Linked DNA regions of Homo sapiens: region 2 is linked to region 1. A link is a loop called in an ENCODE intact Hi-C map of the cell type or tissue named here. Cell type or tissue: Caco-2. All regions are shown on one strand. Each heading gives the region's core, and the rest is flanking DNA. Links, peaks and the distances in the headings are about the cores only. Region 1 overlaps LINC02794 (long intergenic non-protein coding RNA 2794). Region 2 overlaps TRABD2B (TraB domain containing 2B).

What was found. Hi-C counts contacts between places; a loop is a spot of excess contacts. Peaks named below come from ENCODE experiments on the same cell type or tissue, not always from the same donor. Only the 100,000 strongest peaks of a DNase experiment are listed, where the experiment ranks them.
Region 2: it touches region 1 in a loop (10-fold over the local background); 3 of 110 quality-filtered maps call a loop at or near these places.

What each region holds. Positions count from the first base shown.
Region 1 is chr1:48,089,409-48,099,813 of GRCh38, reverse strand. LINC02794 (long intergenic non-protein coding RNA 2794) reads right to left here. Exons shown (of 15, transcript XR_007066073.1): 6 at 7,681-8,194; 7 at 6,575-6,715; 8 at 5,408-5,770; 9 at 2,578-2,710. It also overlaps the pseudogene CYP46A4P. Among named protein-coding and RNA genes, the nearest start is that of LINC02794, 45 kb to the right of the region's middle. RefSeq lists an enhancer at 6,109-7,308. In Caco-2, for the core only: a CTCF peak has its summit at 5,916 (motif pointing left); a DNase peak (open chromatin) is centred at 5,923; H3K4me3 peaks cover 486 bases.
Region 2 is chr1:47,942,669-47,953,073 of GRCh38, reverse strand. The region is part of intron 2 of TRABD2B (TraB domain containing 2B); the gene reads left to right. Among named protein-coding and RNA genes, the nearest start is that of TRABD2B, 50 kb to the left of the region's middle. In Caco-2, for the core only: CTCF peaks have their summits at 4,582 and 4,787; a DNase peak (open chromatin) is centred at 4,753.

The DNA.
Region 1 (10,405 bases), core at 1,434-9,433:
CGCATGTATACATATGTAACAAACCTGCATGTTGTGCACATGTACCCTAGAACTTAAAGTATAATAAAAAAAAATTTAAAAAAAAAGACTGACACCCAAACCATAGCCCCAAAGCCTGTCCCTCCTCACTGCAAGAACAGCCTCTCTTCCATAACCAAGGACCAATGCCTTTGCCTGAGGATCCTTCCCCTTTCTCAAGACTTGTTGAGGTCAAGGTGAAGGGCATGAAAGGAGCCAAGCAAACTTCAGTGTCGGCCGCGTGTCTTAATGCCCATCTGATATGTACTCATCTAAAATTCTCCACAGACTGAAGCCATAAAATCATAGCCTTATTTAGTGGTTTCTCCAAGTCTAGCTCTGAGGCAGCTCCACAACTCTTGGCTAGGAATATTAATTCAAATAACTCACGCAGACAGCTGTGTAACCAACACGAGAGATAGATGGAGCCCAGAACGCCCCTGTGCAGTAGATCACAACCCCCCACTCCCGTGCCCTCCCCGAAGCTGCCCGGACAGAAAGAGGTCAGTGATTAATTATGCTAAGATAAACAGAGTTAATTTTCTTCCTGGATAAAACTAATTACAACTGTGTTTGTTTTGGTAGGACATGGAATTACTGTCCCCGGTGACAAATCTTCCTAATTGAAAAGAGTGTTTATTTTAAAGGGGTGGGAGTTGGGGTCACTAAACAACAGTTAGCTAGTGTTTTCCCCATTTTTCACTTGAAGAGGGACAGTGATTAGGCATTGGCCTCAAAGAAACGAGCAAAATCTTTTTGTCCACGTTTCCTTCCTTCAAGCCCACTCGAGAGCCTTGGCAACAGCATGAGGGAGAAGAAGTTGGCAGTTTGGAGGTTTCCAAGAAGAATTCATGCCCTGTGGTTAATTAGATTTTAGTGGGTGGTGAAATCAGGGTGAACCCCTCTTTGGAAATCCAGTGAGGAGGGAGGAATGAGCATTTTGAATCCCACCACCCAGCAACATCATAAACTGTGGGAGAACATGTGACCCAACTCAGATCAATTCTTGCAGCATTATGCTAGGTCAGCTCAGTGCTAAAGCAACAGGGATGGAGAAGAGGGAAGCAGAGTCCCTGCTCTCAAGGAGGCCAGAACAAGAATTGTTGTTCACATATCTGGTGCCGAAGGAGCAGAAGGAAGAAGTTGTGGAGAAGGTGGGCAAACAGAGAAGAGGAAGAGCCTTCCACCAGAGACCAGTATGAGCAAAGGCGTGCAGGTGCACAGTGTGTTTCAAGAGCTGTACATAATCCAGTGTGCCTGGGATAACAGGGTGAATTGAGGCACATGACTGCAGAGGAGGCTGGAAAGATACCTGGTATTTGGATCATGACAATTTATGTTCATTTACTAGGGCTGCCATAACAAATTACCACAAACTGGGTGGCTTAAAACAACAGAAGTGTATTGTCTCGCAGTTCTGGAGGCTGGAGATCCGAAATCAAGGTATTGGCAAGGGCTTGCTCCCTCCAAAGCCTTTCTGGAAAGAAGAATCCTTTCCTTGCCTCCTCCAGCTTCTGGAAGCAGCACCAGGTGTTCCTTGGCTTGTGGCAGCATAATTCCAATCTCTGCCTTCACTTCCCATGGCTGTCCTCCCTCTATTCCTATGTCTGTGTCCAAATTTCCCTCTTTTTATACAGATTTCAGTCATACTGGATTAAGAGCCCACCTTACTCCAGCATGACCTCATCTTACTAATTACATTTCAACAACTCCATTCCCAAATAAGCTCACATTCTGGGGTATGAGGAGTTAGGGCTTGAATGTACATTTCTGGAGGACACAATTCAATCCATAGCACAGGTTGCAGAGGCCACTTACAGGAGTGTGAAGTTTAGGAGCAGAGGGAAGACACTCTAAGAGCTGTAAGTGATGGAGGGGCTCCATTTGTTTGTTTTATTTTATATAAGACTTCTCTGGGTCCAATTTGGAGGACTCATAGGTGAGCATGACTCAAAATAGGAAGACCAGTTGGGTAAAAAGTTGTTACAAAAATGCTGGTGAATCTTGATTGTACCCAGAGATTGACAGTGGCAGAAAAGGTGGGTTGGAGAAAAAGGAATCTGTGACAGGGCTGTTTAGATTTCCAGGATTCTGGGGTTTAAAGAACCTCATTATTACTGGGGTGGTGGAACAGTAAAGAAAAGTGGGGGAGTCAAGGACCACTTCCAGGTTTCTGAGCTCACTGAGGAGAAGCAGATTGGAGGGGAGAGGAGTTCAGTTCTGTACAAGTGACAGGTTATGCAATCAGTGACATTCGGGAAACAGTGGGATGTAAAGGTCTGAGATTCAGAGAAACACTTTCCTCTGGAGATACAGATTTAGAAGCCATCAAGAATTAGATGATTATTGAGGCAGGAAGATGGATGATGCTCCAGAAAGACCACATAGAGTGAGAAGAGAAGGTCCAGGACAGAAGCCTGCAGAACCAGTCATGAGAGAGGCTAAAGGAGAAGGGGGATCAAGGGTTTACACTGAGAAAGTGCAGGGTCTGACTTCCCAGCCTTCCAGCCCCAAACCAAAGTGACCTCCTGCCACCACGGTGCACACACCAGTACTTACGTGCACTACACCTTCTCCTGAATGCTGATTATCCACACACGCGCAGAATCCCCTGATCCCAAACTCTGCCAACTCCTTAAGTGTGTTGTGGACCATGTCATTATCTGCTCCCCTTGTGTTCCTCGCGGCCTCCCTAAAAAGGATTTAGCACAAAGCAAGTGCTTATCACTAAATATATGAATAAATGTGATTAATTAAACCACCGTCAAAGATGTATTTAATACTTACAGTAGGTAAGGCAAGGTTCTCTAACAGAAACCAAGTATAGGGCACAAGATAAAACAGGTGCTCACTAAATGTTGTTGAAAGGAAAGGAGGAAGGGGAAGACACCAGTTAGCATCAGAACTACTCAGAATAATGATAGTAAGAGGCTCCACCGGAGAGGCCCCAGGACTGCGTGATTGTGATACGGAAGAAAGGGCAGAAGGTTGGACATCGGGACACCTACATGCCAATTCTCCTCTCACAGTAACTCCCTGTGTAAATCATTCAGCTTTCTGGACCCAGTTTGCTCGAGTATAAAGTTAGGGGTTTCGGTTATAGATTTTCTGAGAACCTTTGCCTCTGCAAAGCTAGAGTCCAAATTAAAAGTGTTGAAAGACAGAGTACAGAGGAAAACTAAGCTCTGGTTTTTTTTTTCGACAGTTACACACAGAAATGCTGAACATTTTCTCAAGTAATCCTCACCCCTGTCTCACAGAGAAGAAATGGAGGCTCAGAGACGTTTTGATATGCCCAAGGACCGTGAGAAGACTGGAGCATGGGGCTGGGGATGCACCAGGGCTGGGAGACAGGGGCGAGCATCCCCACAGTCATGGATGGCAGGGAGGCCGCGCTGCAGAGCTATTAAAACATGGCCTCTGACTTGGCGATGCGGGCTCTTTTTTGGTTCCATATGAACTTTAAAGTAGTTTTTTCCAATTCTGTGAAGAAAGTCATTGGTAGCTTGATGGGGATAGCATTGAATCTATGAATTACCTTGGGCAGTATGGCCATTTTCATGATATTGATTCTTCCTACCCATGAGCATGCAATGTTCTTCCATTTGTTTGTATCCTCTTTTATTTCATTGAGCAGTGGTTTGTAGTTCTCCTTGAAGAGGTCCTTCACATCCCTTGTAAGTTGGATTCCTAGGTATTTGATTCTCTTTGAAGCAATTGTGAATGGGAGTTCACTCATAATTTGCAAGTCAATCCTAAGCCAAAAGAACAAAGCTGGAGGCATCACACTACCTGACTTCAAACTATACTACAAGGCTACAGTAACCAAAACAGCATGGTACCGGTACTAAAACAGAGATGTAGATCAATGGAACAGAACAGAGCCCTCAGAAATAACGCTGCATATCTACAACTATCTGATCTTTGACAAACCTGACAAAAACAAGAAATGGGGAAAGGATTCCCTATTTAATAAATGGTGCTGGGAAAACTAGCTAGCCATATGTAGAAAGCTGAAACTGGATCCCTTCCTTACACCTTATACAAAAATTAATTCAAGATGGATTAAAGACTTAAACGTTAGACCTAAAACCATAAAAACCCTAGAAGAAAACCTAAGCATTACCATTCAGGACATAGGCATGGGCAAGGACTTCATGTCTAAAACACAAAAAGCAATGGCAACAAAAGCCAAAATTGACCAATGGGATCTAATTAAACTAAAGAGCTTCTGCACAGCAAAAGAAACTACCATCAGAGTGAACAGGCAACCTTCAAAACGGGAGAAAATTTTCGCAACCTACTCATCTGATAAAGGGCTAATATCCAGAATCTACAATGAACTCAAACAAATTTACAAGAAAAAACAACAACCCCATTAAAAAGTGGGCGAAGGACATGAACAGACACTTCTCAAAAGAAGACATTTATGCAGCCAAAAAACACAAGAAAAAATGCTCACCATCACTGGCCATCAGAGAAATGCAAATCAAAACCACAATGAGATACCATCTCACACCAGTTAGAATGGCAATCATTAAAAAGTCAGGAAACAACAGGTGCTGGAAAGGATGTGAAGAAATAGGAACACTTTTACACTGTTGGTGGGACTGTAAACTAGTTCAACCATTGTGGAAGTCGGTGTGGCGATTCCTCAGGGATCTAGAACTAGAAATACCATTTGACCCAGCCATCCCATTACTGGGTATATACCCAAAGGACTATAAATCATGCTGCTGTAAAGACACATGCACACATATGTTTATTGCGGCACTATTCACAATAGCAAAGACTTGGAACCAACCCAAATGTCCAACAATGATAGACTGGATTAAGAAAATGTGGCACATATACACCATGGAATACTATGCAGCCATAAAAAATGATGAGTTCATGTCCTTTGTAGGGACGTGGATGAAATTGGAAATCATCATTCTCAGTAAACTATGGCAAGGACAAAAAACCAAACACCGCATGTTCTCACTTATAGGTGGGAATTGAACAATGAGAACACATGGACACAGGAAGGGGAACATCATACTCTGGGGACTGTTGTGGGGTGGGGGGAAGGGGAGGGATAGCATTAGGAGCTATACCTAATGCTAAATGACAAGTTAATGGGTGCAGCACACCAGCATGGCACATGTATACATATGTAACTAACCTGCATATTGTGCACATGTACCCTAAAACTTAAAGTGTAATAATAATAAAATAAAAATAAATAAATAAATAAATAAACATGGCCTCTGGACAAAGGCCACCCGGTGTGAACCCTAATTCAGGCAAAAACGTGTTTCACACAGTTTTGAATTATTTGAGGCTTGGAGTTGTTCCAACAGCAGTTAAAGGTACTGACTCAGGGAGGAGGGTCCTTCCCGTGGCTTACCAAAAGTATTTTCAGATCCTTGGGCTAGCGGGGAAGTGACAGTATTATAACCACGGAAAGCCGTGGTCAGCAGTGCTGCGGAGGAGGGAGGAGACCTGCACTGTAGCTCAGGCTGTCCGTGGCACGTTCCCTCTGGCCTCAGGCTCCTCGTCGCTAATGCTTCATCAGTGAGCCCCAAGATCCTTTTCAACTCTGACACTCTGTGAAACCTCACCCTGAATTCTAGGAGCCCAGGTTGTTGATTTGTGTTGCACAGTTAAACGCTTCATGCTTGCGTGAGGCTGCCGTTCTCTGGAACACTCTGAAGCAGCGGCTTCCAAACGCAGGTCCCTGCACCAAGCTGAATCATAATTACCTGTAGGGCTTTATAAAAACACATATGCCAGGCCGCCACACCAAACCCACGGCGTCAAAATCTCAGGGGCGGAGCCTGGGGATTTGTATTATTAGAAATCTCCCAGGTGAGCCCGGTGCTCAGATCCACCCGTAGAACCAGTTGTGCAGCTGCCGCACCTGCGTTTCCGATGCAGCACCTGCCACCTGGTGCACATAGAAGGTACTGCAGGGATCCTGCAGGTCCAGGCAGCTCACTGCAAAGGGTGGAAGAGGACTCTGGGGTTTCTCATCTGGGTAACCAGCTGTCAGATACAGCTGGGCTTAAATCCTCACACTGACACCTCCAGCAATGTAACCACAGGTGCACTTAGAAAAATTGGGTGGAAATCCAGTGTCAAATGTGGGTTCTCTCTTGGAATAGCAAAAAAAAAAAAAAAAAAAAAAAAAAAAGTCCCATTCTTTCTCTTATGAATGGGAAAAGTGTTTTCTGCTATGCAAAGATCTAATTTCTTGGGGTGGTGATGGGGATAGAGTAATGAAGGAGGGGCAGCGAAAATGTGGAGGAGAAAATAAACTCATATGTTTGGGTTCATTTGGACTTTTTCTTTCAGTGGTGAAGAGAACTTAACTAGTAATAAAGGACAGATAATAAACACGGTTAATCCTCGGATAGAGCAGACCGTGTGCCAGACACTGATTAACAGCTTCATCTGTAATCACACTTCATTTCCAGCGCCAGCCCAGTGAAGTAGGCACTATCATGATGCCCATAAAAACATATAAGGAAACTAAAGTACAAAGAGGTTAAGTGATTTATTTGATGCCTCTCACCTGGATGTAGTTCCGTGCGTTCTGATCCAACATTTCATCTGTGTAAAACAAATATTTTCACGTAGTGTTCCCCTTCCTCATCCACCTCCATTCAGCATTCAAACTGCCCTTGCTTCATCAGGAGATGGACTGACAACACAGCTCAGAGAAATGGAAAACACTCAACATCAGCAAAAATGTTTGGAAAAACATCAAGGATAAGAGCAAAGTGATTAAGGAGAATGACACTTCCTGTGAACTGGAGAGATACATGTGAAATTTCTGTAATCTATATTTAGACAAGTTGGTTGTGCCTCGGTTTCTGTCATCTGCCAAAAGGGGGAAAAACTAGTGCCCATCCTATAGGTTGTGAAGAGCAAATGACATAGTGTGTATACAGCAGTCAGCACAGTACCCCTTTCAATGTTTAGCAGCTGTTGTTAGCAGATCAGATGTAACCAGTTTATTGAGAAGCCTCAATCCATTGCGGTATAGGTATAAACAGTTCAACTTGTTTACTCTAGCCACAACTGTTAACCATGATTTGTCCTATCTGTCAGTATCATTTTCTAATGATATTTTCAGGTAGATCCCATTGCTTTCCCATCGATATCAGTTACCAAAAGTCCCGTCTGGTCTAGTTCACAACTCCCATCTCATATCCAGTTTCAATAGCACTTCCTCGTCTCGCTTCAATGTTTGCCAGACTTGTACCTCAAGTTACGAGAGTGGGAAGGGGACATGGAGAAACCCTGTCACTACAAAAAAAATACAAAATTAGCTGGGCATGGTGGTGCATGTCTGTAGTCCCAACTACTTGGGAGACTGAGGCACAAGAATCACTTGAACCTGGGAGGCGGAGTTTGCAGTGAGCCGAGATCACGCCACTGCACTCCAGCACCTGGGCAACAGAGTGAGACTGTCAAAAAAAAGAAAAAAGAAAAAAAAAACACCAAGGGTGGTAAAAGGTTGTGGTCTTGTCTTCTAATTTTCTCCTTTCTTTTCTGGGTCTAGTGCCTTTCATGTTGAGGGAAGAAGGGAAAATAAGAGGAATAACAGAGATCGCTCTAAATAAGTGGCTGTTTGTCATTGGTGGAAAAAGGCTCCTGATCTTACACTGGCTTTACCTGCTTCCCTCTGTTGCTGGCGGCCTCTGACAATATGTTGGTCTCCTATTAGATGATGTGGTGTATGGAGTTATATGGTTTTGGACGCAGATGTTCATCTTTATGCCAGCCCCCTCCATCTCTGATGACCCCACAGAGGGGTAGCTGTGTCTCCCTTCATCCTATTAGCAGTCTGTGGCTCCCAGCTTCCTCTTTGGCCAGATGTCACCTTATCTGGTCCACATCAATCAGAACTCCCACCTTATCCTCCAACTTCTGTTCTCTCCTTAAAATGGAGCCCTGATGAACATGGAGGTCTTCTACACTCCCCAAGGGCTGAAGGGAAGTTGGTGAGGTAGACAAAGAGCACAACATTTTCTTCTTTTGTGGAAAACTTCACTACAGCACCTGCTGTCCCTTCAGAAGTGTGTTGCTCCACCATGCTTCCAGACATCAGAAATCTATGGTAAGAATTGGATGCCAGGAGATTTGCACTTTTGCCCACAATTAAGTTACCAGGATTGAATTTACCCTCCTGCATTCAAAATAAAAAAGATAAAATGTCAGAAACGCCATTTTCAAGACACTAGACCTAAGACAACAAAGGATAGTTACTCCCTAAGAGACAAGAAACAAACTAGGTAAGCCCTATGACTGCCCCAGCTTGCTGCCTTCAGAGACTATGCAGGCTACGGGACAGAGAAGAAAGTCTGAGAGGAGCCCAGTAGGATCCTTGAACTGAGGTAATAAGGCTGCGAGTTAGGGAAACCAAGTGGACTAGAGTTCATGGATGGACAAAGTAATAAAAGGAAAGAGATGTGCAGAGAAAGAGCCCTGACTATCTGCAGAGCATCCCCCTCTGATATTCAACAGAGTCCTGATTAGCACATGCATGTGAAGTAACACTTCAGGATGGAGGAAAAATAATTTGAAAAGATTAAAGAACATTGTCTGATGCTCACACGGGGCTGGGAATATTGCATATTCCCCCCTCTGACAGCTGAATGAAATCATACTTTATGAGCATTGGGTAGAGTACCCCAGAAAATCTTGCTTAGTAGTGGGGCATAATTAGCCCTAGACTGCTCAGATATGCCAAATAAATCATAAAAGCAAGACCCAAGAAGATCAAACAATTTCCAGGCAACTTAACACATCCCAGAACAAAGCTCAAGAAGATTTATAAGAATCAAAAAGATCCACCACCCAATAAGGTAAAAGTGACCATTTCTGGCATCTAATCAAAGATAACCAAGCATGCAAAGAAGCAAGAAAACACAAAGAGAATAACCAAGCAATCAAAACCATCCAAGAACTGAAACAGATTTAAAATTGTCAAGCTAAGATGTCAAAATAATTATTATAATTGTTCTCTATATGTTCAAAAGTTAAGTAGAGGCATGGATGATTTCAAAAATACTCAAATAGAACCTAGAGATGAAAACTACAATGTTTTAGATGAAAAATACTCTGAGTAGGATTAAGGATATATTAAACATGGCAGAAGGATGGCTAACTTGAAGACATAGCAATTAAAAATAATGGCAAAATAAACAGCAGAAGAAAAAATAATAAAATTCAGTGCAGAAATCAATGGAATAGAAAATAGTACAACAGTAGGGGGAAAAATCAATGAAACCAAGAGATGATTTTTTTAAGATCAATGGAATTGACCAACCTCCAGCCAAGTTGATCAGGGAAAATATGAAAAAAGACACAAATTACAAAATTAGGAATGAGACAGGTGCCATTACCACACATTCCCTTATATTAAAAAAAGGAGAATATTATGAGCAACTTTATACCTATAAATTTGACAACTCAACAAACCAATTCTTTAAATAACACAAATTATGAAAGCACAGTCAAAAAGAAATAACCTTAGCATCTCTGTATCTACTTGTTTTTTTCTTTTTTGTTTGTTTGTTTGTTTGTTTGTTTTTTGTTTTTTGCAGTCAACACACATTTATTGAGCATCGACTCTGTGCCGGGCCCTGGGTGGGCACAGGGGGCTCAGAGACGAATCACATGCAGCCCCTACCATTGAGGCCGTCACAGCCTGGCAGGGCAATTGGTCACGTCAATGGACACTCACGATACAGTGTGGTCAGTGGTGTTAGAGGTAGCACAGGTGACCGAGGGAGCACAGAGGAAGGTCCTCTGACCCGGCTGGGGGTGGCGAGGAGGGCTTCTTGGAGGAGGTGACACCTGAAGAGGGCTTTAGGGAGTGAACGAGAGGTTGTCTCGTCTGAGGAAGTGGCCTGTGCAAGGGTTCAGTGGTAGGGACAATGGTGGCTGGGAGTTGAGCAAGGGCCAGTCCAGGAAGGGCCGTGGAGTCCGCAGGCAACAGGGAGCGCTGAGGGGTGTGAAGCAGGCGGTCGGCAGAGGGCCCGCTAGAAGCCAGCATGAAGGGTGGCCCAGGGGACAGGGCAGGGGAGAAGGGTGGGTCGCCGTGGACAGCAGAGGTGGACGAGCACGGCCCTTGCCCGGGGAGTCTCATCCTGCCCGGAGGCCCCCTCAGCAGCGGGGAGGTGGGGCTGCAGGCTGCCAGCCGCGGGGCCGCAGGGTGCACAGCTCTGGGTCCAGTGGCTTGAGCGTGGCCTGCTACTGCAGCCCGAAGCGCGGCCCGGGCACCAGCTGGAACTCCAGCCTCTGCAGCAGCTTTGCCATGACCACCTTCACCTCCATCTGAGCAAACTGCTGACCGATGCAGGAGTGGTGGCCCAGGGAGAAGGGGAAGTAGGTG
Region 2 (10,405 bases), core at 955-8,954, 150 kb after region 1:
GCAAATGTTCCCCTAATGGTAGCTAGGGATTGCTGAGTTGCCCCATGGATTGGACCAGAACCTGGGGCCAGAGATGCCAGCCAGGCAGAGTCCCTTTTCTGTCACAGCAGAGTGCGGCTGTCCCAAAAGACAGGGCAAGAGGAGACCCGCACCTTCCTCTGGGAGCTGATAGTCGAGAAGACCCAGAAGAGAAAGAGACTGGACCTGCCCTTGGGGAGGCCTCGGTGTCCTCCAGGAGACAGGTCATGTGGGAGAGTAGTTCTGTAAGACTGGGGATAGTTCATTTTGCTCATTTGGTGTTCAGTAAATACTGTATAAGTCAAGGAGGGCCTGGGTCACAGGAGCCCTGGGTGGCCCTTCTCTCTGCACAATGTATTACGCCCTTGAGGGACACACAGTCTAGTGGGAGAGATAGACAGACACATGTGAGTCCAGGAGTGGGTGACAGGTGCTGAGACAGAGGGAGAGGTGTGCTCGAGGCCTTCGAGTGTCAGGGAAGGAGTCCTGGAGGATTAGGAACTGCCATACAAAGAGCAGAAAGGGTGTCTTAGATACAGAGAACAGCAGTCAGCAGATGGGACTGGAGGCCTGAAGTAGCCTGGCATTCTTCTGTTTGTGGCCATTGTGGGCTTGGCTGCCCTCTGCACCTTATCTAAAGGCCACCAGATGTCTGCTCAGGGTCTTAGTGGAGCCCAGCTATCAGAATGGGCAGCAGAGGCTGTAAGAAGGGCTAGATGAGCAGAGGCAGGAGGGAGCAAGGGAGGATTCCTGGAGGAGATGTACCTGGGGCCTCAATGAAGGAGCACATTTGGACAGGTAGGAAGGAAAGCAGGATAGGAGCTCAACAGGAGCAAAGAACCAGGGGCAGGATGGGAACCTGACATGGAGGGGGCCTCAGACTGTAGGTGCCTTGGAGTGTGGCACATGGCATAATGCCTGGCTCCTTTAGGTGAGGCTGTAGCTTACTTCTCCCAACTGCAGTGAGTGCCAGGGAGGAAGCTTTGGGTCAGAAGAAGGCTTCTGCAATAGAAGTCGCTGCTCCCTCTTCAGGGCACTGAGGGTGCTGAGCGATGCAGGGGTCAGAACTCCCAGCTCCTATGGGATCAGGCAATGCCTTTGACTGCTTTATGCCTCAGTTTGACCATCTAGAAAAAAAGGACACGGGAGGGAACCTCTGGCATTCTGTGATTATCTCACTTTGTGACATTGAGCGGGGCACATCACTTTTGGGACTTGTTCCCTAGTATATAAAGTGGGGAGAAGCATGGGCCACTGCTGTCACCTCACTGAGAGTTTCAGAGGACTGTGCAGATGGTCTCTCCAGACCAAGCCTCTGGACCAAGGTGAGGGGTCAGAGGACACCGGGCTACTAGGGACTGCTCAGCCTGCTTCCCTGCAGCCAGGCCCCCATCTTTTCCTCTGCTGCCCCACCCTCTCTACCTTGGGTATGAGATGGCACAGCCAACCAGCTGTGCCCCACATCTGGAGGGACTTCCTCAGGCCGCAGCAGCCTAGCCTGGAGCCTGCCCCTCTGCAAACTCACCCACATACCTGGCAGCAGGAGTGTAGGCGGGCCCACCTGACAAAGGAACTCCCTGGCCCTGGGAGGACGGCATCCAGTCTGTTCTAGGCTCAGGGTCCTGGCTCCAGTGCTCTGAGCTCACCAAGGTTTATTTATTTATCATTTGTTTGGGGTGAAATGGGATAGAATCAAATCCAGTGGGCTGTTTAAGCAGCAGTTGGTGGAAAGAAAGCCATGTCTGTTTCTCCCAAAAGAATCCCCCGCATTGTGGCCCTGGCCCCTTGGTTGGGTTTCAGCAGACAATGCCCTCCTTTCTCCATGTGCCCGATGACTCGCCCCTGCCTGCCCGCCTGCCTGTCTGCCTCTGGTGCAGTGGGCCTGCTGCTGCCCGCTTGGCTTGGCGCTGGGGAGGAAAGGAGAGTCGACGCCTGAAGTCTCAGCCCATCAGTCCAGCCTGGCTTACCATGCCCTGCAGGACTTTTGGGACCACCATGCCCCTGTGACCTCCAGATCTCTGTTTGGGACATTTAGTTCATAAAAATGCATTGAAGGCCTGCTCTGTGTGGGGCACTGTGCCCACGGAAATGAAACCCTCTTCTCTACTGGAAGCAGGCCCAAGGGTTCAGGTCCCAGGTGAGCATCAGTACCCTTCCCACCAGTGCCCCCTCACCACTGCCAGTGGAGTTTCCATTGCCTTTTTGCAGATAAAAAATAAAGGAGACATCAAGGGGCTGAGCGACTTGCCAAGTTCACATAGGGAGGTGTTGGTGGCTGAAAATTTGGGGACACATTTTTCCACCACTCTGGTAGAGGCAAAGACGAGTGAATCAGCAGAGGCTGAGAGTGACCGAGGCAGCCTCTGTTGGTGAGCTCAGCATTCCTTGTTTGCTTGTCTGCAGCCATCTCTTCTCACTTCCCTTGTGACTTGGCTGAAGCCATTCTTCACATGTGGAATAATCCAGAGCCATCCCCTGGCCCCTGTTTTCCTTCTGTGCTCTCTGTCTGCCTCTCCAGCTTCATCATCTCCCTTGTCTTTTCCCATTCTGATCTCATTCTAACTTTGCTGTTTCTTCAGCTCATCAAACTCATTTCTGTCTTGGGCCTTTATACTTGAGCTCATCTGCACAGAGCTCTCTTCTGATGTGTGTATGTGGCTGGTCCTGGACAGATAAAGGGTCCATTAGATTTGCATGATTTCCTGCTGCCCATGCTTCTGAACACCTTACCTCTCTCTTCTTTCTTTTTATTATTATTTTTTTTTTCTTTTGAGACGGAGTCTTGCTCTATCGCCCAAGCTGGAGTGCAGTGGCCCGATCTCGGCTCACTGCAAGCTCTGTCTCCCAGGTTCACACCATTCTCCTGCTTCAGCCTCCCGAGTAGCTGGGACTACAGGCGCCCACCACACACCCGGCTAATTTTTTTGTATTTTTAGTAGAGATGGGGTTTCACAGTGTTAGCCAGGATGGTCTCGATCTCCTGACCTCGTGATCCGTCTGCCTTGGCCTCCCAAAGTGCTGGGATTACAGGCGTGAGCCACTGTGCCCCGCCTACCTCTCTCTCCTTTCTTTACACCATTTGTCACTTCCTGAAATCTTGGCACTTAGTTGCCTCCTTCTTATAGTTTTGTCTCTCCCACTGGAATGTAGGCTCCATGCCTGGTACATCCTAGGAGCTTGGTAAATATGTTTATTTTTTGAATGAGTGAATGAATGAATGAAATCTGAAATGTTGTGTCTTGATTTTCAGGGACTTTTTCTCAGAAAAATGTATTATTTTCTCTAGAAAGTTTCTGGGACCTTGGGGACACAGATCCGAAGAACCATAGCCTAGAAAGTACAATCATAGGCTGGGCACAGTGGCTCACACCTGTAATCCCAGCACTTTGGGAGGATGAGGCGGGTGGATCATTTGAGGTGAGGAGATCAAGACCAGCCTGGCCAACATAGTGAAACCTTGTCTCTACTAAAAATACAAATATTAGCTGGCCATGGTGGCACGCACCTGTAATCCCAGCTACCTGGAAGGCTGAGGCAGGAGAATCACTTGAACCCGGGAGGCAGAGGTTGCAGTGAGACAAGATCGCACCACTGCACTCCAGTCTGGGTGACAGAGTGAGACCCTGTCTCAAAAAAAAAAAAAAAAAAAAAAAAGAAAGAAAAGAAAATACAATCATAGAGTGGACTGATGGGAGAGGCCAATAGAGTTGGGCAGGGAAGTGACCAGGCTTCACAGGCTTCAGAGTCAAACAGAACTTTGAGACTTTGGGCAATTTACTCAGCTCTCTGGGCCTCAGTTTCCTCATCTGTAAAATGAGAATAATAATAGCCATATCACCCTCAAAAATTACTTTAATATTTTAAAAGTGCTTAGAATAGTGTCTGTCCCACAGCATGCATCATAGTAGCATTAATTGCAGTTACTCTTACTATGTATTAGCAATTTTACTATTATTAGTAATAGCATTAAAGTTATTGTTTGAACTCAGCTCTGACATTTACAACCCGTGTGCCCTTATGTTAGTCACGTAACCCCCTTGAACCTCAGTTTTCTTATTTATAAAATATGGTTAATGTCAGTGTATTAGTCTTATAGATTTGTCATGAGGATTTAATTTAAAAACTTAGCAAAGTCATGGGAGCTGGAAATGTAGGGACAGAAAGATGGAGACTAAAAGTGAGAGAGGGGTGATGAGGAGGCTTGGCGAGAGGGTGGTGAGAGAGATGATTCAGATGCACAGAAGTGGCGGGTGTAAGGAACTAAGTGGAAGGGAAACATCTTGAAATTTTGAAGGAGGAATACTGAGGTTAAGGAGAGAGAAAGGTCATCTTATTTGTCACTTGGGACGGTCTTAGAAGCTTATGGAGGGGTAAGAATTTTGTATTCTTCTCAATAAACCAAGTGCAAAGAAAAGAATTTGGGGTGAGGTCTTGGAGCTGCATTTCCTCTCCCTCATTCTCTTGAAAATGAAAATATGGTCTGATTTTTTAAACCTAAAGGGTTGGAAAGAGATAGGGAGGTCTAGACATTCGAGGTTTAAATCTGAAGGCTGTACTCGACCCTCAACTCCTGTCTTTTGTCTCCTGTCTCCAGGGGCAAGAAGAGGTAAAAAGTTAACAACCTGAGATAGGTGTGTTTACCACCAGGTGCTCTAAGCACAGCAGGTTTGCTGGGGTGACAGTTCCGGCCTGATTGGGAAGTTTAATGTTTGACTAGACTCCTTGTACCTTTTGCAAAGCCATTTTGCTTATTGGCCTTTAGCTGGTCTGTCTGCTCCCCCTAAAGGACATCCCTGGCAAGCCATCACTCAGGATATGCCCTCAGGATAACAGCACCTTTGCCTACATGCCCAAGTCTCTCTATCCCCACTGTCCCAGAGCCTATTAGCACTATTTTGGAATCTTTGACCCTAAGATTTTACGGCCTGCGTCATTAGAATTTCAGACCTTTTGACCTCAAGATTCCAAAGCCCACGGCCCCCCAAATTCCAGAATTTTTGTTGCCACAGATTTAAGAGTCCATGTCACCAAAAGTCTCAGAGCCTTTTGGGGTACTTATCTGGCTTCATTCAGATTCATGACACCTGGGCTGCTCTGTGCTTGACTTTCTGTCTTAAGGAGTACTGGACTAGGAATCAGGTCTAGGCCTGGAGCTTCTGATAGGTTGTGTATAGTCACCAGCAGGGGCTTTACCCTCTGAGCCTCGGTTTCCTCACCTATAAAGTGCGGGTAATCACCCTGTGAGCTGCGGGAGATAATGTGTTGGAAGGCAAGTGCTCTGCAGATGTGAGCTATTCCTGTGTTAGTGCATGTCAGCTCTGCTCAGCATCAGCGTCATGACACTGGAAAATCTAGCTGCATGACCTCCTTGTTTTGGCTTTTATTCACTCTATGGGCCATGGCCATCCTTTGCTGTTTACCAAGATTTTTAACTCAATTGACGCCCGAACTCCTCCAACCATGTCTTCTGGTCTTGGCTGCTTGACCTCTTTCCTGTACACTTTCTAGGAGTGCCCAAGTCATAATTAATCTCTTCCTTGCCTTCAGCCTCTCTGTTTATGCCTCAGTTGTGGCACTCTGCAAAGCTGCTTTGTATGAGTTATATATTGTATGTGTTAATGACGCCATTATGCTAATTACCTCCTGCCCCATCACTCCTGGGTGTTTGGTGCCTAACAGTGTTGACCAACCTTGGGTGAGGTCCTTGGCCTTTCTGAATCTTAATTTCCTTGCTGTTAACGTGGGAGAAAGTAGCACAAATCTCATAAAGTTGCAGTGATTAACAGTGACAAGAAATAAAAGATTTAAAATAGATGGCACTTAGTAGGTGTTCATAAGCATTAGTAGAGATGACAAAATAAGGTGGGAAGAACATAAGCTTTGAACCAGGCTTCAAACCACAGCTCTTGCTTTTGAGAATAATGTGACTTTAGACAGGCTACTTCCCTCTTCTAAGCCTAAACTTTCTCATCCTTAAAATGCTTAAAGCTGGCATAACAGGGTTGCAACAAAGGTTTGGTGTTCATATGAGTAAAATGCATGGAAAAGACCAGGAGCTCAATAAAGGGTAGGTACCTATTATTATTATTTCTCTTTACCTCCATATGGAAAAAAAAAAAACCTAGTCTTACTTGTCTTTTTTCATCACCTTGAGCTATTGTGTGTAGCACAATTGAGTCTCTGAAGCAAACTGAATTAGCAAAACTAGTAACACAGATGAAAAAGACTACAAAGAATAGTGAAAGGACAAAATATAAAATTTTGAGAGGGTAGAGGAGGGAACACTTCCTAACTCACTTCCCAGCTTTATAAGGCCAGGACTATCCTGATACCAAAACAAGGCCAAGAAATTATAAGAGAACTATAGACCAAAACCCCTTGTGTCATTAAATTGATGCAAAAACTCTCAACAAAATTATTAGTCATTCAAATCCAGCAAAATATAAAAAGGATAATACAATATGACCCAGGAATTATCCTGGGAATACAAGGCTGGTTTAATGTTCAAAAATCAATCAATGTAATTTCTTAAATCAGTAGACTAAAGAAGAAAAACCCATATGATCATCTCATTAGATGCAGAAAAGGCCTTTGACAAAATTCAATATTGCTCATGATAAAAACTCTCAGTAAACTAGGACTAGAAGAGAACTTTATCTGATAAAGAACATTTACAAAAAACCTACAAGCAATATCATATATAATGGTGAAAATAAAATACTTTCCCCTAAGATCAGAGACAAAGCAAATTACATATCTGATAAAGAACTTGTCTTTAGAATATATAAAGAATGCTCAAAACTAAATGATAAGAAAACAAATACAATTTTTTAAATAAGCAAAAGATTTGAACACTTCTCAAAAGAAGATATATGAATGGCAAGTAAGTACCATAATAAAAGATGCTTAACATGTTTAGTCATTAGAAAAATGCAAAGTAAAAGTACAGTGGAGTACTACAGTACAGTTAATCCAGTGGCTACAATTAAAACCGATAATAGCAAGGGTTGATGAGATTAAGGAGCTATTACAAATCTTGTACATTGTGGCTGGGAATGCAAAATGGTACAACCACTCTGGAAATCAGTTTTGCAGTTTTTATAACATTAAACATACACTTACCACATCCAGAAATCCCACTTGCAGGTATTTAACCAAGTGAAATCAAAACCTCTGTTCACACAGAAATGTTTATAGTGGCTTTCTTTGTAGCTACCCCAAATTTAAACAACCCAAATATCCCTAAACTGGGGAGACAATACAACACACTGTGGTGTATCCAAATAATGAAATACTGCTCAGCAACAAAAGGAAAAAAACTACTGATACAGGCCCAACATTGATGAATCTCAAATGCATGGTGCTGAATGAAAAGAAGTCAGACCGAAAAATGATTCATTTATATGACATTCTGGAAAAGGAAAAACTATAGAGACAGAAAACATCAGTGATTGTCAGGGACTGAGGAGGAGGGAGGGTTTACTACAGAGGGACACGAATTCTTTGGAGTGTTGGAACTGTTTTATATCTCAATTTGGGTGGTTACATGACTGTACATGTTCATCAAAACTCACAGAACCATACACCAAAAAAAGGTGCATTTATTATATGTAAATTATTTTTTAATAATGAAAACCATGAAAGCTCTGAGAGCAGGCTAGTAAAGCTTTAAGGTCTGTAACACAGGCAGAAAGCATGCAAATGTTTGTTGGACCTGGTAAAATCCTTCCTGAAGCCTCTTTCCCTTAGACTAGTTTCAGAGCTCAGAGCTACGGCTACATCCATGTCCAATCCAAGATGTGCCTGGGGGCTCATCGTCTCCCTGGAACATGGCAACATTGCTTCCCTGCCTTCCTGCCCTTTCACTATCTCCAAGTGCTGCTACAGAGATCTAAAACAGAAATGCACACACAACTCCTTCTTTCAGAGCTCCCCATTGCCTGGGCCGTGAAGTCTGAATCAGTCCCGTGGCATACACAGCCCTTGGAGATCTGTTCCCCACCCACCCCCAACTTCCCCAGCCCTTCCTAAGCTCCAGAATCACTGAACTACATGTCCTGCAGCACATTTCAGACTTGTCCCCGCATCAGTGCCTTTGGGGGTTCATTTTCTACTCCAAGAATTGTAGCCCCCTTTTTTCTATCTAATGAGTGTTTGTTCTCAACCTCCAAATCTCCTCTGAGATGTTCCCTCCCGGGAAGTTTGCCCAGGACAGAGCTGGCTATTTCCTCCTTGGTGTTCTGGAATCAGCCTGCTTATCACATCTTCTACTGTGGTAGCCATGTCCGTGAGCTGCTTACATCTGCCTTCGGGAAGAGTCTGCTGCCAGGGAGTAGAGAGAAGTGGCAGACTTCCAGCTAACAGTCAAGCCTGACCATTTCTGCCCAAACTCCTGTATGGACAATTTTTGCACCGGAGCTTCTTGTTGGGCAGGCTGAGAAATGTGTAGAGGGGCTTCAGTCTGCAGCACTTCCTACCTGATCCTTCTTCCTTCCTCCACCTGCTCTTTTCACCATGTCTGGCCTGCACTACAGTCAACTTTTTCCTTGCCTACTTGTGCTTCTTCTGTCCTTTGCCTTTCGTAAGCATTACTCCCAGTGAGTTGCTTGCACCTCTGACTCTGTCTTGGCTTCTGTTCCCTGAGACACTTCCTAATGGTTATTTCTTTTTTCCCATTGGTCTTTACTTCATTCTCCACTGGCTCTGAATTCATACATTTATTTATTCATTCAACAAATATTTCTTGAGAACCACCATCCAGAGTTCCCACCATTCACAGCTCAGTGCCAAGGTTGCTCTCTTTTCATAGGACCTAGCTGGATCCAACTCTTCTGCCATTCCCCCTGCTCCCTCTCTCCACACCCCTGAGAATTTCATGTTCTGTGGCCCCTCCATTCCTGGGCTCATGCACTCCCGTGTCCTGCAGCATCATCCTTTATTCCCCAGGTAGCTTCCTCCTTTAAGGCTTTGCCAAGCCTCAGGTCTGGGAAGCCTCCCTTGATGGCCCCTGGCCCTGGTTATTGCTCATGACAGTGCATAGCATATATTAGGTTGCAGAAATGATTAGTTGAGTGTCTGGCTGAATCTCAGATGACTATTGTCAGCATTGATTAGAAGACATAATGTGTGTAAAGCAACAAGCATGGGGCCTGGCAGGCAGTAGGTGTGTGGTAAATGCTCATGGTTGAGTTCCAGTAAATTCTATTTGAAGGCATATCTCATAAATTGCAGCTGATGTTTCTTTCCATTGTGTTCTGTGTGTGTGTGTGTGTGTGTGTGTGTGTGTGTGTGTGTGTGTTTTCTGGATGCATCTCACGTATAGTTGGAAAAGAGAGAGACAGTGAAATTTTCTACATTGTGTTTTTGTTTTGCTTTTTTGAGGCAGAGGTTGCAAATGTGCATTCCTCTTGTGGTGCCAGCACACCAGGCTGGAGTCAGGAGAATAAGTTCTAGCGTGAGTGGGGGTGTCTCTTCCAGTAGCTGAATATATGACCCTGTCCTTCTAAGGACCTCTGTTTCCCCATCTGTAATGAAGAATTGGACTCTGATTTCTGTGATCTTTGTGGAACTAAGGTCTTGCATTAGGGTGTAGAACCAATGAAATGAGCTTGCATTTGTTTTTTGTTTGAGATTATTTGTGCTTTTTTCAACCTCCTTTCTCCATGAAGGCTGAAAGTGCACAATATTGACTTGTAATAATGGGACGTAGAAGCTCAATAATCACTTTATAACTTGATATTAATTACATTTTACAGTTTACCTGTGGGGGAACATTGGCATCTTTCACACACATGTGAAATTTCGTGCCAAAAATGGAAGGACCCTAACATGGATTAAACACTAGTCATGTGCCATGTCCTTGAGTGGGGATTGCGTGTGCGTGTCCTCGTTGAATCTTCAGAACCCCGTTCTGGAGTAACCAGTGTTATCCCCATTTTTTTAAATTGGGGAACCAAGGCTCAGAGAGAGGAAGAAACTTTTCTAAAGGCTCAGAATAACCAAATGATTGGACTTTGAACCCACTGTTCCCTGACTTCAAAGCCTGTGCTCTTCTTTTGGATTCAAGTACGTTTGGGTTTAGGCTTTCAAAATAGAAAAGAAAAATCCAGTAACAACTAAAATACTTAGAAATGACGAATCAGTAAATGCTTGGGTATAGCAAGTAAGAAGCATGAGCTCTCACATTGCCAGCCTCATTCAAATCCCAGCTCAGGCCCCTACCAGTCTTCCTGTGTAGAGCAAGTTCCTAAGCCTCCTCTGCTTCCGTTACTTCAACTGTAAAATAAGTGTAATAATAGTATCTGCCTCCTAGGTTGTTACAAGCATCAAATAAATTAATATGCATAAAGAGTTTAAAGTAATGCCTGCCTGGAACCTGGTAAATGTG